2 separate regions of the Mus musculus genome follow, and region 2 is linked to region 1. A link is a contact called in ENCODE Hi-C or POLR2A ChIA-PET data. All regions are on one chromosome and are shown on one strand. The core of a region is the stretch at or near the end of the contact, and the rest is flanking DNA. Distances in the headings are between cores, read along the strand shown.

Region 1 (4,729 bases), core at 744-3,243:
TGACCTGTTTTTGACATACACACACTCAGACATATCACACACACGCACACACACACACAAAATGCTTTTATAGTCAAATTGTTAAGGTGACCTGAATTAAAGAACATCAAACTTTGTGTAAAATCAAAGCAGAAGTGAGGGCCATTTGAGAATGTTTTGTCCACTGGGGCCAAATTCTCTTTCTTCCCTCATTTAAATCTGTAAGCCCAGCACTTGCAGATTGAGGCAGAGGTTGTAGAGTTTAAAGCCATTATACAGAATAAGACCCTGCCTCTAAAAACAAACACCAAACCCCATTCTTAATAAATCCCAACAGGGGCGGGGTAAACTTCTGGGACCTCAAAGGGAAGTGTTCTGAAATACCATAACGTTTAGCTAGATAACTAGTCCCTCAGTTCCTCAGCATTTGAATTTAATTACCTGGAAAAGGCAAAGTACTGAGCAGGTAGTTCTAGTCGCACAAATTGGTCATTTTCCTTGAGATGGGGTCTCAGTCTATAGTCTTGGCTGACCTGGATTACAGACAGGATTTTACTCTGTAGTCCAGGCTGGCTTGAACTCATGGCAATCCTTCTGCCTAAGCTGCTGAATTCTAGGATCACAGACATGGGTTATTTTACCTTTTGCAAATCTCTTAATAATGGTCTACAGTGGTGAAATTCCATAACCATTTTTTGTAAAGAAAAAAGTTGTGGTGTTAATTTTGACAGGAGATGCTGAAATGTGAGCAACTAGGATTCTCTTTCTCCTTTTTAATTCCTCAAAGTACTTGAGTTTTTTGCTCCAAATACTCAATAGACATTTTATAGCCAACCTATAGGGACTGTAATGAAGTTGGTAGCATGAGTAGGTATAGGCTCCTGACCTCTTTATAATGTTAAAAGCTTAACATAGCATGCTGTGGCTGGAATAAATGAAAGGAAAAAGGAAATATGGAGTTGGGTGTTTTGTTTTGAGACTGGGAGTCCTTCTGTAGCACAGGGTGTCTTCAAACTTGTGATTCTCCTGTCTCAGACTCACCTGTACTGGGAATCATTAAAATGGGACTTTTAATGCCCAAGCTAAAGAGCTTAGCTTCTTCTTCTGATCTGTGTTTTAAAATAAAACAAAAAACTGTGTCCACAAGAGTATAGTGAAACCAGAGTGGAGTGCTGGAGGAGTCAGTTAGACTAGGCTTAGTGAGAGAGAAGGCAAGTGGGTGGTGGGCAGGACCACAGCTCTTTAGGTCAGTAGGGTGTAGTGAACTGGTGGTCTAGGGGGTGAAAGGTTTTGATCAGCAGTGAATGCTCTTCAGGGGTGTGTACTAAATGGGTACCACAGGCAGGCGCTGGAGGGGAGAGAATACAAGGATGAACTACTTTGTCCAGCCTCAGGATCCAGGAAGTAACAAGAAGCATGACTGTAGGACTGGGGCGCAGTTGCCTCAATCTGGAGAGCTAAGACTTGAAGTGAGACGTTGAGGGGGGTGCATGGTCTGCTCTTTAGCCTGGCAGGGCTACGTAAGGTAGAGACAGCGGAGGCCCCATCGCGGTGAGGGCCCGTGGATCGCAGAGCCCAGTGGCCTCGCCACCGTAGTCCGCAGGGCCACGCGTAGGAGAGGCATGAGTCTCCCGGGATGGGAGCTCAGGTGTACTGGCTTTAGGGCCCCAACCCGGGCCACTCCGGGAACTCTGAACGGAAGCGGCCCCTCCCCGCCCTGCTGCCGGACACCCAGCCAATCAGTGCATCCCGCCAATCAGGGCGTCGGACCAATCAGTGTGCTTTCTCCGGCGGAGCCCGGCGCTTAGCTGACGCGTGAGGCCAGCCCGCGCCCCGCCGCCCTTGGGCGACGGCCCCTCCCGCGTTTGCCCGGCCCGTTAGCTGCGCGCCGCGCCTCTTGCGCGACGGCCCCTGGGCGGCGGAGGCCGTGGCGGCGGCGCGTGCGGGCGCGGCCCTGGTGCGCCCCCTGGCGGCCCGGCCGGCAAGCTGCGGGTGCGGCGCTGACCCGGAGGCGGCGGCGGCGGTGCCCGGATGGAGGCACGTCATTGTCCCCCGCCGGGCGGCTGGGCTGTGTGCGGCGGCGGCGGCGGCGGCGGCCGAGGGGGATGGAGCGAGTGCCGAGCCGGGTCAGGTAAGCTCCCGCCTCCTTCCCGCCCGCTGCAGGCCGGCGTGGGGCCGGGCCGCGTGTCCCTGGTTCGCGGCCTCAGCCGCCCCGCCGCCTTCAGCCGGCCGCGGCCCGCCGGGACTAGCGCGGCCCCTCGCCCGCCGCCCCCTCTACAGCCGCCGGGCGGCCCGGGGACCCCACGGCTGCGGGACTGGCGCTGCCGCCGCCCGGCCGGGCCAGGCCCGCAGAGCAGGAGGCGGTGGCCACGGCGGGCGGGCTCGCAGCGAAGGCAGCGCCGGGGTTGCACGGAAGGGCCGGACCCCCCTGGTTGCCATGGCCACAGCGCTCCCACCCCCACCGGCCCCAGCCCGCCCCCTCGGTCCGCTGCTCGGGCGGCCGGCAGCTACCGGGCCGCCCGGCGCGTTTGGAGCTGCCGGGGTGGGCGTGTGCACGCCGGGACAGTGTAGCCGGCGTAGCCGGCGTCCGGGGCCCGCCCGCCGCCCCCCCGCGTGGCTGCCACCTCCGGCTCCAGGGCGCCCCTCGGAGCTCCGGGCTGGCCTCCCCGCCCCCACCCCACCCCGACAAACTTTCCCACCCGGGCGCAGTCCACTAGGCTCCTCAGCAGAACACCCGAGTTGCCCACGCCGTAGCGGAGCGGACACCCGCAAGAGAGGCGGACAGCCGGGGGTGTTGGGGTGGGGGGGAGGAGCCCCGTAGCTCTTTCCCCTCCGAAAAAGCGAGTGTGCCTTCCTCCCCCAGGCTCTTTATCTTTTGGGGCACAGAGAACCAACTTACCTGGAGGAAAGGGCGGGTGGGAGGGATCAGATTCAGATGTTTGAAATGAAAATTTGACGGGACCAAAGTTTTACAATCTAGGACTTTAACCTCCCTAGAATACAGTTGAGATTACTTTTGTTGAATAGCTCTTTTATATCTGAAGGCCTTAGGACTTGCTTGTTTGTGGTTCTTTCAAGTAAATACACTCAAGTAACAAAAAGTGTCGGGGAAACTAGTTAACGCCCCTTTTACAAAGTAACAACCGGATCCAGGTTCGCACAGCTGTTTATGGAGGAGAACTTTTCTTCAAAGCATGCATTTTAAACGTTCTGCTTTTACCATGTCACTCATTCAGATGCTTAGGTCTGTGAATAATGAGTTACACTTATTTGTTTTTACTCAGGGACAGTTTCACTTTCTTTTCTGTAATCATTGATTCAAGACTACAGTAAGTACTTGGTTTGCAGAGTTTTACGGCTAATCATTCTGTTTACCAAAATACAATTAAAAACCAAGTGGTGTCTTTTTTTAAAGTTTCTTAAAACTGAAATGTTACCAGAACTTGTATAATACTGTTTATGAAGAGTTCGCATAACAGGTTTTTTTTAATGCGTTGACCTTATTTCTTCAGTGTATGTGGGGGGACACAATGTGTACATAGTGATATTCTTTCTTAAAATGAGAAAGATAAATGTAGCCTGGCATTTACTTATCGTAAAAGAGACCTAAGCAAGTAATTAGTCTTGCACATTTATTCAGCTTTGGTCCCTGGTCAGGTTTCAAAATGGACTGTTGTAACTTTGTATATCATGAAAAGGTGTTGGGACTGGCTGGGCTTTGAGTAAGTAGTTACCATTCACAGGCCGTTTTGAACACTAACTGTCAGACGCTTCACTTAGACTAAAAACAGGAGCCATATGAACCTGTCTTACACAATATAGCTGGGTTTTAAGAAAGGTTGGCTCTTATAGGTGGAGTTTAGTTTGATCCCTGGTGACTTTAAGGTGATATTCATTGGCTGAATATCCAAGTGAAGAAGATAGATGGGTTCTGTTATTCTTGCCAGAATCAAAACAATGACATATTTCTGATGACTTGAGTTGTGTTTTCCTTAATATTTATCTCCTAAGCCTATCACAGCATCTTTGCTAGAATGAGTACGGTGTTTTGTTTGGTTGGTTGTTAATCATTGTATGGAAAGGTTGCTTGTCCCAGGAAAATCAAGGGGTTTTACTATAAATGTTATTTTAAGTAAGGATAGACTAGCCTTTCCTTATTACGGAGTTTTGTCTCCTTCCCCTAACTCTCCCTCCTGTTCCTTTTTTTCCATCAATACACTGTGTGTGTGTGCACGTGTGTGTGTCTGTATGTGTATATAGAATTTCTTTTGCCTGTAGCATGAGAAATATATAAACTTTATTTGGCTAGTAGGCCCAAATTTTCTTGTGACTGAAGGTGATTTATCTTCATTTGATTAAGTATTCAAGTTATTGACTTTCTGATTTTATGTAACTGCCCCTACATTGTTAAGGTTGTAACTTCACTTGAATTAAAAATTGTAAACAAGAAGGTTGAAACTTTTAAGGAACAACTTGACTGTAAGCACCAACATGGGGACATCTGTTCACTGAAGTACACAAGGATTTTATTACCCTTTGTACTTTAAAAGGGGTGAACTTTTTAAAGGCCAAGTTTTAGAGGTACTCCCTTTAATTCAGAGGTTTTAAAGAATTAAATGAGATGCCATATATAAATCCCTAAGCACAAGCTGGTGCTACAAGCAAACACTAGTAACTTCCTGTTTGCACGATTTCATTCATTTGTTGAACACATGTTTGGAAAGCTTCCCCCATACCAGGTAGGGTGGAG
Region 2 (5,234 bases), core at 634-3,133, 400 kb after region 1:
TGAGGATGCTTCCATCACAGATGAGGTGGTCAGCGAAGATTTTGTCCTGGATAACTTAACTCACTTACATCCCAACCCTTCTCTTTGTGTGATATAACCAAAGGCAACAGAACACAAGATGAAATGGATGACGGAACCGAGAATCAAAGTTAGTCAGAACAGAAACTTTTAGAGAAGACCACGAAGTCCTTCATTTACATGGGGGAAAGAAAGAAAATTCAAGGTATTTAATTACAGCAGGGTGGAGAACTGCTTGATGAAGCAGTAGCTTTCTCTGGATGCCAGATGACCTCCGTAATGTAACCAGTCTTTCAGGACTCCCCACACCTGCTCACTCTGCTCCCAACATTGCAAAGGCCTTGGATACAATACATTCAGAAAGGTAGTTGTTTTCTTTCTTTTCTTTTTTTTTTTTTTCTAAAAGGAAAAAGAAATGAGAAGCTGGGGTAGGAAGCAAAGCAAACAGGAGAGGGGAGCTTTGAGGCTAATGCTTAGAGATCAGACATTTTTTTCCTCAAAGGGAACCTGTTTTTCAGAGGCGTCAAGAATAGTTCTCGGAGGACCTGGGGGGCACTCAGACAAAGCAGCACCCCCATCCCCTCCAGGAACCTTCTCAGTGCTATGTTTAGCAGCAGCTCCTCTCAAGCCAAGCCTGCCCATTATCAAAACAGCCTTTTTATCCTCAGGGATAAAACACTAGTCACTGCTCCCCACAGGGAGGACGTTAAAGCTGTGCACAGAGATGGCAGGAGTAGGGGCATGCGGTCAGCAGAACCTGACTCACAGGGGGACATACTGTGACCCCTGCAGTGGAACATGCTGGGACTGTTGGGACAGGGCCCAGTGGTGTGTCTGCCAGGAAGACACAGGTGTCCCTGTCTAGGTACCTGCTGGGTGGTCAAGGGTTACTGCTGAGTTCCCGCCAGGACATGCAAAGGCTCGGCACAGTCCAGCAGTTCTCCTGCACCGACCCAAGACAGCCTTCATATTCTGTCAAAAGTGCTCGAAAATTCCAGTTCCTGTGTTAGGTGTGCCTGCCATCCCAACCAAAGTTAGGCTGAGACAGGAGGTTCAAAAGCCCAAGGCCAGCCTGGTATAATTTGGTGGGACTTTAATTTTGTTTGCTCATTTGTTTTGTTTTGTTTTAGAAAAGGTCTAGCTATGTAGCCCTGCCTGTCCCGGAACTCATGTAAACAAGGCTGACCTCTGACTCAGAGAGACCTGCCTCTGTTTCCTTAGGGCGGTGAATAAAGTCATGGGCCACTATGCCTAGCTGAGATCATATTTTGGAAAGAAATTCTTAAAAAGAAAATAGCTAGGGCTGGAGAGATGGCTCAGCGGTTAAGAGCACTGACTGCTCTTCCAGAGGTCCTGAGTTCAAATCCCCCCAACCATATGGTGGCTCACAACCATCTGTAATGGGATTTGATGCCCTCTTCTGGTGTGTCTGGAGACAGCGACATTGGACTCACATAAAATAAATAAAACAAATCTTTTTTTTTTTTTAAAGAAGAAAAAGAAAATAGCTTTTTAAATCTACGCACATACAAGAAATCAGAATTACACTCAGCGGATCACAACAAGCAAACACACCCACAAGAATCAAATCAAGGCCACGAAAATGGGACGGGGTTGGGAGAACGAAGGACTCGTACATAGGCAGTAAATTGTCAAGTAATAATAAAAGTGCGAAGGAAGAGAGAGCAGAGGACGAGGGAGGGAGAAAGACAAACGTTAAGAGAAAAAGAAAAGAGAAAGAAAACCTACGACGGTACGAAAACACAATCGGCTCGCAGAACCAGAGGCCAAAGACAATAATTTCCGGCCTCCCGCTACTTTTTCCGTCGGAAGTCGCCTCCGTCGCGGGCACTGATGACGCCATGGACGCGCCGGAAGTCTTGGGGAGCGCTCCGCTGGGGTCCGCCGGCAGCGGCGGACGGTTGGCCCGGTTTGGGGTAAGGCGGCTCCGGAAGGCTCTGTGACACCCCGGCTGGGCGGCGGCCGTCGGGACCCCGTGTTTGAGTGAGAGCACAGTCCTCTCCGAGCCCCCTGCATCCCGCTCGCTGTGTCCCCTCCTCTTCCAGTCGTTGTCCGGGCTCCGGACGTAGTTGCCGTCTCCCAGCCTGCTTCCGAGCCTCCCTTGTCTCCTCTGAGCCTGATGCGTCCGGGATCTGGTTGTGGGATGGGCTCCATTCACCACTGCCCTTCCCTGGTTCCCCGCAGCTGCAGATTCTGTGACCTCAAGCATGCAAGGGCCTTGAATAATGTACCCGGAAAGTGTCCAGCAAAGGGAAACGACTGGGGCCCTACCCCATGTGGACAACCTCACCATGCGTCTGGACCCCGGTGTGGGCGCCTCAGTGATAGGCGTAGTGACAGTGACAGTGACAGCTAGAGGGATGATAGACCCCCAAACTAGTGGACTTTGAAGTTTTCTTCCCAGGTCAGCAGCGGTACAGCATCCTCTACTTCTGAATGCCTTTCACAGTGCACTCTGCCATGGAGACTTATTCAGCAGTATGTAAGTGTTGCGTTTGATTGTCTCCGCAGCCGGTTCCAGCCTCCTGGAACAACCATGTCGCCAGTTTTGCGCGTGCCAAATTCACGGCGCTGCCCAAGCGGAGCTGCTATCTGAATTCTCCTTGGATGTGGCAAAGGGAAATGAACGCAAAAGGTGCCGCTGGAAGTGTCCGACCTAGAGAAATATGTAGACCGGAGCCCTGTTACCTTGTGAGAATGGCATTTTTTTGTTTGTTTCCTTTTTGTTAATAGTTTCTGTTTTGATTCTCTGCGTTGGAATTTTGGTCCAGAATCCTGCCTCGTAAAGCCAATGTCAGTGTTCCCAGTTTCTTAACACGGGCTTTTTATATTTCATCATTCTGGTCTGGAGGGTGATGGGTGACATCATGACCACTGACCTGTTAAATATGCCCAAGTTTGGGTGTGGGACCCTGACTACCTCTAGGAGTTGCTCATTCTGATGAGGTCGGCGCAGGTTCTTTTGCAGGACTTTATCAGTATCCATGTGAATATTTAAAGATGTAAAAGGGTGTATTGCTGGGTGTGGTGGTGCACTTCTGGAATCCCAACCCTTTGAAAGCTGAGACAGGAGAATTCTGAGTTCCAAACTAGCCTGGCCTGCATAGTCAGATCCTGTCTCAAAAAACAAGGGGTTGGTGGGCTGGGAGCTCGCTCGGTGAGTGAGGGTGCTTGCTGTGCAAGCACAAAGTCCTGAGCTTGGATCCCCAGCACCAACGTGAGTGTGCTTTAATGCATGTCAGCCTCGCCACAAAACGTTGAGCTCCAGGTCCGAGCTACAGATCCCAGAGGCTCTCAGTCTTCCTAATGCTGTGACCTCTTAATACAGTTCTTCATGTTGTGGGGACCCTCGGCCATAAAGTTACTTTCCTTGCTACTTCACACGTGTGATTTTGCTTCTGTTACAAATCCTAATGTAAAGGTCTATCTATGCTTCTGGTTTGGCAGTGCAGATCTACAGTCCAGCATGGGGGAGGGGGACAGTAGGCTCTGTTGGGCTTGCTGGCCAGTCAGTCTAGCTGAGCTTGTGAGCTATAGGTTCAGAGAGGATAGGTTCAGAGAGGGAGCACATCATACAAGCTGTGGTAAGGGGCTGGGGTGGTGGCTATCTTATAGATTGCTTGCCCAGCATACGTGACATGAAGTCCTAGGTTCAATTCTCAATATTGATGGGGGTGGGGTGGGAAGGAACCCACTAGACTTGAGGTTGTCTTGACCAATACTTTGTATGGAGAGCTAGCTTAGCGAAGTACTTGTCTTGCAAGTGTGAAGACCAGAGTTCAAATCTCCAGAACATATGTCGAAGCCTGATGTAGCAGTATGTGCCTATGTAATCCCAGTTTTCCCACTGTGAACTGGGAGAGTCCTCAGAAACACACAGGCCAGCTAGCCTGGTGGACACCATGGAGAGCAAGCAAGAAACCCTGTCTCAAACAAGGTGGAGGGTGAGGACTAACACCAGAGGTTGTCTTCTGACTGCCACATACACCTTAGGGTATATATCAACACACACACACACAAATTCTCAGAAACTAAAAGTAAGTCTGGGGGCTGGTGAGATGGCTCAGTGGGTAAGAGCACCCGACTGCTCTTCCAAAGGTCCAGAGTTCAAATCCCAGCAACCACATGGTGGCTCACAACCATCTGTAACAAGATCTGACTCCCTCTTCTGGAGTGTCTGAAGACAGCTACAGTGTACTTACATGTAATGGATAAGTGAATCTTTTAAAAAAAAAAAAAAGTAAGTCTGGGCATGGTTACACACACCTTTAATCCTGGTACTTGTGATGCAGAGTCAGGTGGATCTCTATTGAGGCCAGCTTGCTCTATGTTGTGAGACCTTATGTCATATAACAACAAAATAATAGCCAAGCCCCTGTGCTAGTGAGATGTCTCACTGGGGAAGGGCGTCGGCTGCCGTGCCTGAAGAACCTGTGTTCGAACCCCAGGACTCATACGGTGGAAGGAGAGAAACAACTCTTAAAAGTTGTCACACACACACACACACACATACACACACACACACACACACACTGTGTGCTGTGGTACTCACATATGCACAGAGACAAGTAAATAGAATGTAATTTAAAATGAAGGGGAGCATGATTGAGGAAGATACCCTATCTCAACCTCTGGATCAAGGCACACATGAACATGTCCATGCACACTTGCAGACACACGTGCACACACAGACATGTGCACACACTGCCTACAGACTAATGAAGGGATTTGTTCATCTTGAGGATGGCCTAATCCGAGTGTGAATCTCACCTGCAGGAGTGAGCCCAGGGCCGGAATACATGCTGGGAATAAATCCCTCAACAGCAGCTGCTCACGCCTGCCGTCTCTTCCTTCGCAGCCTCCAGCATGGACTTCCTGGTTCTCTTCTTGTTCTACTTGGCCTTCTTATTGATTTGTGTTGTCCTGATCTGCATCTTCACAAAAAGCCAGCGTTTGAAGGCCGTGGTCCTTGGAGGAGCACAGGTAGCACTGGTCCTTGGGTACTGCCCGGATGTGAATACTGTGTTAGGTGCTAGTCTGGAAGGCTCACAAGACAAGGGGATGTGAGTCTTGTCTTTAATCCTGGCACTTGGGAGGCTGAGGCTTCGGGGCCAGTTGGGGCTACATCGCAAGAGCCTGTGTCCAAACAAACAAAACGTTGTCTTTTTGCTTTGAGATAGGTCGAATAGGTCGAA

What was found. Hi-C counts contacts between places; a loop is a spot of excess contacts on that map. ChIA-PET counts read pairs that join two places held with the same protein, here RNA polymerase II (POLR2A).
Region 2: a map of left cerebral cortex shows a loop between it and region 1 (2.4-fold over the local background). The contact joins the promoter of Zdhhc4 here to the promoter of Usp42 in region 1. A Hi-C loop is called at or near these places in 1 of 37 maps with a recorded cell type or tissue (left cerebral cortex). POLR2A ChIA-PET finds 5 or more read pairs at or near these places in 1 of 5 experiments (embryonic stem cell).

The regions. Positions count from the first base shown.
Region 1 is chr5:143,729,544-143,734,272 of GRCm38, reverse strand. Usp42 (ubiquitin specific peptidase 42) reads left to right here and starts at 1,993. Exons shown (of 18, transcript NM_029749.2): 1 at 1,993-2,110. Gm38737 (a long non-coding RNA gene) reads right to left here and starts at 1,818. Exons shown (of 3, transcript XR_868672.3): 1 at 421-1,818.
Region 2 is chr5:143,325,887-143,331,120 of GRCm38, reverse strand. It overlaps Zdhhc4 (zinc finger, DHHC domain containing 4), which reads left to right and starts at 1,883. Exons shown (of 8, transcript NM_028379.5): 1 at 1,883-1,955; 2 at 2,551-2,730; 3 at 4,898-5,022. The coding sequence starts at 4,906. 0610040B10Rik (RIKEN cDNA 0610040B10 gene) reads right to left here and starts at 1,813. Exons shown (of 2, transcript NR_027874.1): 1 at 1,768-1,813.